Regions from separate parts of the Homo sapiens genome. Here region 2 is linked to region 1. The links are chromatin contacts, found by Hi-C or POLR2A ChIA-PET in ENCODE. All regions are on one chromosome and are shown on one strand. Each heading gives the region's core, a stretch centred on a gene start or an enhancer-like site at or near the end of the contact. The rest is flanking DNA. Distances are from core to core; before and after follow the strand shown. Region 1 has its middle 110 kb from the start of LINC01808. Region 2 has its middle 140 kb from the start of LINC01808.

The links. Hi-C counts contacts between places; a loop is a spot of excess contacts on that map. ChIA-PET counts read pairs that join two places held with the same protein, here RNA polymerase II (POLR2A).
Region 2: a map of mammary epithelial cell shows a loop between it and region 1 (2.8-fold over the local background). The contact joins two enhancer-like sites. A Hi-C loop is called at or near these places in 2 of 168 maps with a recorded cell type or tissue (breast epithelium and mammary epithelial cell) and 1 of 37 single-sample maps with no recorded cell type. POLR2A ChIA-PET finds 5 or more read pairs at or near these places in 2 of 52 experiments (BJ and Caco-2).

What each region holds. Positions count from the first base shown.
Region 1 is chr2:19,575,294-19,577,878 of GRCh38, forward strand. No RefSeq gene overlaps it. Among named protein-coding and RNA genes, the nearest start is that of LINC01808, 110 kb to the left of the region's middle. RefSeq lists an enhancer at 1-1,164. Within about 2 kb of position 1,283, at least 3 of the 41 ENCODE cell types and tissues checked have a DNase peak (open chromatin) inside an H3K27ac peak, as active enhancers do; they include mammary epithelial cell, where a contact is called at or near this core.
Region 2 is chr2:19,610,664-19,613,248 of GRCh38, forward strand. No RefSeq gene overlaps it. Among named protein-coding and RNA genes, the nearest start is that of LINC01808, 140 kb to the left of the region's middle. Within about 2 kb of position 1,313, at least 4 of the 41 ENCODE cell types and tissues checked have a DNase peak (open chromatin) inside an H3K27ac peak, as active enhancers do; they include mammary epithelial cell, where a contact is called at or near this core.

The DNA.
Region 1 (2,585 bases), core at 33-2,532:
AGAGACATGGGGAGAGGAAAAGAACTTGTATTTGAGAGGTTATGCATTATGCAGGCATATCAAGCTGATATTTTGCATGCCAAATGTGTCCTTAAAAATATACTGTCTCTGTGTCATTCAGCATAAAACACTGCTGGCTGTCCTTAACAACAATATAATTTTAAAAGATTGATTTCAGACGCTCCAAAAATTCACGAGCCAAGAAAAACTATCATAGTTGTTCACTTTCTCCCTAATGTTAACTGCCGAAAAGAGCTTCTTTTTAAATATTTTTTTCTTCCTTGAGACTGAAGAGACATAAAAATAAGTCTGGTTTTGTTATTAGTACATGGATAAAATATGTATTGAAGAAAACACATCTTTAATTTTTTAAGAGTCTGTTTTTCATTAGCTTATCTTGATAGTTTAAGTTAATCATTATTTTCAGCCATATATGATTTAGATATTATGTCATTAATTCATGTACAGTCCATCTGAGTAATGATTGTGGTTTTCTACTTTACAAATTCATCTACTTCACCAAGAAACCAAGAGAGTCAAATTCCATGCAACATCTGGTTTCCATTGAATGTAATTGCCATTTGCAGAGTTATAATCATGTGTTATTGTAAGGGCCACAGTGTCAATCACTCTCCTAATGGGGAAAATTCAATGCCTAAATACCTGGGAGAACAAGAAGCTGACTTAAACAGGTGCATTCAGACACTAGGTTTTAAGTAGAATTCTAACCTACCCATTTAAATAAATCATTTTAAGGAGAAACAATATTCTTTCCATCCCCTGTAGCAAGGGAAAGCATAAAATCCAGGACTTCAATCTCCCATGCTCAGTTCCAGTACTATATCATGTTTAATCTTTTTAAAAATGTTCAAATATGCCTATATCATAGTGATTCCTTATGTTCCATACTCTCATGGGAACTCCCAAAGGCCAGGCAGGATTTTTGAAAACTTTCTGGGGGAAGGGACCATCTTCTGATTCTTCCTGCCTTACATCTTCTGATTCTTCCTGTCTTTTTTTCTTACGATGAAAATAAGCCACACTTGATTTAAGAAAATATTAAACCATTCAAACTACTAAAGTCATTATAGCTTTTTCTAGCCCATGGGGTTTTTTGGGGGGATAATCACATAAGAGGTTGAAAAAATCATGAAGCACCGTGGTAGAGAGTGCAATATGTAAGCACTTTATGGCAAAAGTGAACCACATTTCCTTGACCTCATTCTCCATTGTGTTTACAAGCCAAGCCTTGTTTGAACTGGTAAATGTTTGGCCATGCATTCAGGAAACATTTCCTAAGGCAAAAATAACACGCCAGGAATTGCACTGGACATTCAGGATGCAATGATGAATAAGACAATCTAGAGGGTGAGAGAGCACACACGCAGGTAATTACAACATCAGACAAGAAGTAGAAATAAGCCCACATATTATAGCAGCAGAGAAAGGCCATTTTATCCAGCCAGCTTAAGAAGGAGGAGTGAGTCCCAGAAGGCTCCCTGGAGAAGGTGACAGCTGAGCCAAGTTTTAAAGGATGGATAGAAGTGAAAGGCTTTCTATATAAAGGCCTTTAATTTTAGTACCTGCTAAGGAAATGTTTATGCTAGTAAACTTTTTGATTCAATAGAAATACTATGAAAAGGTAATTTACAGTTCTGTTCAATTCATTCCTTCACATAGTTATATAAATGACATTTACTATTCTATTCATTGCACGTATTCTTCTCATCTATGCAAAACTTAGGAAGCATGAGAGAAGTAGCAATTCCCACAAGCAATTTTCATTATCTTTGGCATTATCATTACTGAAATACCATCTTACATTTGAGGAACACTCTGAAATCTGCAAAAGGCTTTTGACAACATTTTATTTTCTTGTCACAGTAAGGTAGGAGGTGCAAGTATTAGATTGGTCCCACTGCAACACAGATGTTAAAAGGTCTTGGTGACAAAAGGGCTAGAATTCAAGTCTATAACCTCCATAACTAAGACTGCTGGGCTTAAAAACATGCAGCCTCTCACCTAGATGAGGAAAGAAGGAAGAACTTAGCATCTGGACCATAGTTGATGCTCACCATGATTGAACAAACGAAAACATTTCCAGCTCTCAATTAGTCATGCAGATGGAGATGACTTTACTCCAGAAAACTTAAACTAAGAGTTAACCTTCAGAACCATTTCTGTTGGTTTATCATGCATTTTGTGATCATATTGGCAGCAGATTTATTCTCACAATTTTCCTTCTTTTTAAGCAACTAGTTGAGGTTTTCCACATCCTCTGAGCGCTTCCAGACTTAAAACTGATGAGATAACCCAAAAATGCCTGAAAGGATGGCAGGATGATGCAGGCTGGAATGAATAAATACTGGTAAATAAACATATGGATAATGCATAAGTAGCAATGTCAAAATAAAATAAAATAACCTCCAAAATAGGAAAGTAAGGACTAAAGAGACCATGTCAGTAAGTAGCATTGGTTCCAGACTCAGGGATCCCACCTTCTAATACTGGCTCATGAATTATTTGTTTAGCCTCTACTAGCCCGTGGTTTTGTCATCTATTCAAGAGGAATCACAGCCTCTCCC
Region 2 (2,585 bases), core at 63-2,562, 35 kb after region 1:
CAGCAGAACTGAAAAGAGTAGAGATGCTCCAGTAAGCTGGACAATGTGTCCTTGACTGTGGAGCCAGGAGCTCTGAAATGAATTTGGTTATCTACCTGATAGCAACCTCAGAGGGTAAGGATGTCCTTCGAGTCCCTTAATTCCCTTAGAAACACAATGAAGGCCAGGCTCAGTGGCGCACGCCTGTAATCCCAGCACTTTGGGAGGCCAAGGAGGGTGGATCATCTGAGGTCAGGAGTTCGAGACCAGGCTGGCCAACATGGCGAAACCCCATCTCTATTAAAAATATAAAATTAGCCGGGATGTGGCACGTGCCAGTAATCCCAGCTACTCAAGAGGCTAAGGCAGGACAATCGCTTGAAGCTGGGAAGCGGAGGTTGCAAGGAGCCAAGATCACATCACAGTACTCCAGCCTGGGCAACAGAGTGAGACTCTGTCTCAAAAAAAACAAAACAAGACAAAACAAAACAAAAAACAACCAATAGAGACCTTTAGATTTTGGGTTTCTATGTTCTCAGTTTGAAGGTATTTTCATTTCTTAGTTTTTAAACTTATTGGATGAAATAACTATAGTTTTCTTAACTTTTTATCAAACTATCTTTCTCAGCTTCAGCTAATGTCCACCTTCATTCCAGAATTCCATGATTTGGTGAACAAGACATGTTAATACCATCTATACCCTTCACACCTTCACAGAGACCAGTGACACTCTCTGTTACTCTTTGTTTTTACAATCAGAAGAGCCCCTACCCCCAAGAAAGCACTATAGTTCTAATGTAAATGGAGCTTAGCACAGCATCAGAAAACTGGAGCTCATCAACTCCGCAATATGGTACCTGACTCTGAAGACATCTCCACAAACAGTGCTCCCAGCCTTTTTCTCCTCTTGGTGCACATAGAAAATGATACCTTTTTCATGGCTTTCCAGGGTAAATTGAAGGAGCTGCTCACAGCTGGAGGTAACTAGGCCACAACTCTGGAGAGCCCCAGAACCTGCCCGGCTGCCCCAAGAATTAAGAGGATCAGTATCTCAGACACACCTGTAATCCATTTGTAGCAACTTGGCATGCCCTGGCACCCCGTTGAGAAGCTCTACCCAAAAGGTTGTCGTATTGCCTGAGAGACCAATAGAATGCTTATTCCATTAAATAAGACCTTCTCTTCAGAAAGCCCAAGTCTATTTTTCACCTCCGTGTTAGCTTCCCTGAAATATGTTTCCCATTCACTAGTTAGTGCTTTGTCATGCTCAGCAAGGAGGATGATCTGGTGGCCACAGTAAAGAAAGAATCAGGAGCCATGTGGATTCTAAATTTATGATTCAGCAGCCATGGCTTCTGACTCACTCACATTAGATGACCTGTGGAGAAAACCACTGGACTTTGGACAGGCCCTGATGAGATGAGCTGGAAAATAATATCACAATGGGTTTCTACTGGCAACCAAACACTATGTGAAAGTTGAGACTTCCTGAGCAGATAAATTAAAAGCAAGCTGTACAGGAGCATCATGACAAAAGCCATATGTTGAACTTCAGCAGATGCAGGACAGAAAACCACAGAGCCTATCATGTCACACAGCATCACCTCTTGTACACCTATAAACTGCTGAGCTGTGTCAACAAAGTCACCTGGTCACTGTCCTTTCTGTGTGTCACAAGTATACTAAGTTGTAAAATCTGTGGACTCGGAAGCCAGGTAGGCCTGAGGTAGAATCCCGGCTTGAATACATCTGAGCTATGTAATGTTGGGCATGGCACTCAGCTTCTTGAGGTGTCAGCTGTGTTCTCTATAAAATGGGGATAAATGTGTGCTCATAATTTTCTCCATAAATACCAAAAAAAATTGACAGCAATTCAGCAATGATTTTTTTTTGACATAGTCTCGCTCTGTCACCCAGGCTGAAGTGCAGTGGCACGATCTCGGCTTACTGCAACCTCCGCCTCCCGGGTTCAAGCAATTCTCCCTGCCTCAGCCTCCCGAGTAGCTGGGATTACAGGCACCTGCCACCACATCTGGCTAATTTTTATATTTTTAGTAGAGATGGGGTGGCCGGGCTGGTAATTTTGTATTTTTAGTTTTTGCCATGTTGGCCAGCCTGATCTCAAACCCCTGACCTCAGGTGATCTGCCCACCTTGGCCTCCCAAAGTGCTGGGATTATAGGTATGAGCCACCACGCCTGGCCTCAGCAATGATTCTTGACTTTAGGAAATAACCAAGACAAAAGAAAAATAGGCTACTTCTTTAAAAGAAGTTCAATGGATACACATGAGAGGCTGTCCCTCAGAAGCCAAGAGAAAAACAGGGATGTCCCCCCATCACCAACCATAGTTTCACACAATATCAAAAGTATTAGCAGAAGAAATAATAATAATAAAGGTCTACAAATTGGAGGGGAACAGTTCCACTTTCAAATGAGCATGGAATAGAGGTGCTTTTCTTGTAAAATGTTTCTCACTCCTGCTGGAAGGTTTTCCCTGTGCCTCCTGCTAAAAGTCCTGGGCGGTATACACAGCAAAAACATAAGAAGCCTGAAATGTAGAGAGAAAGATTCAGACTGACTAGGAGCCTCAGGACCCAGGTAATAA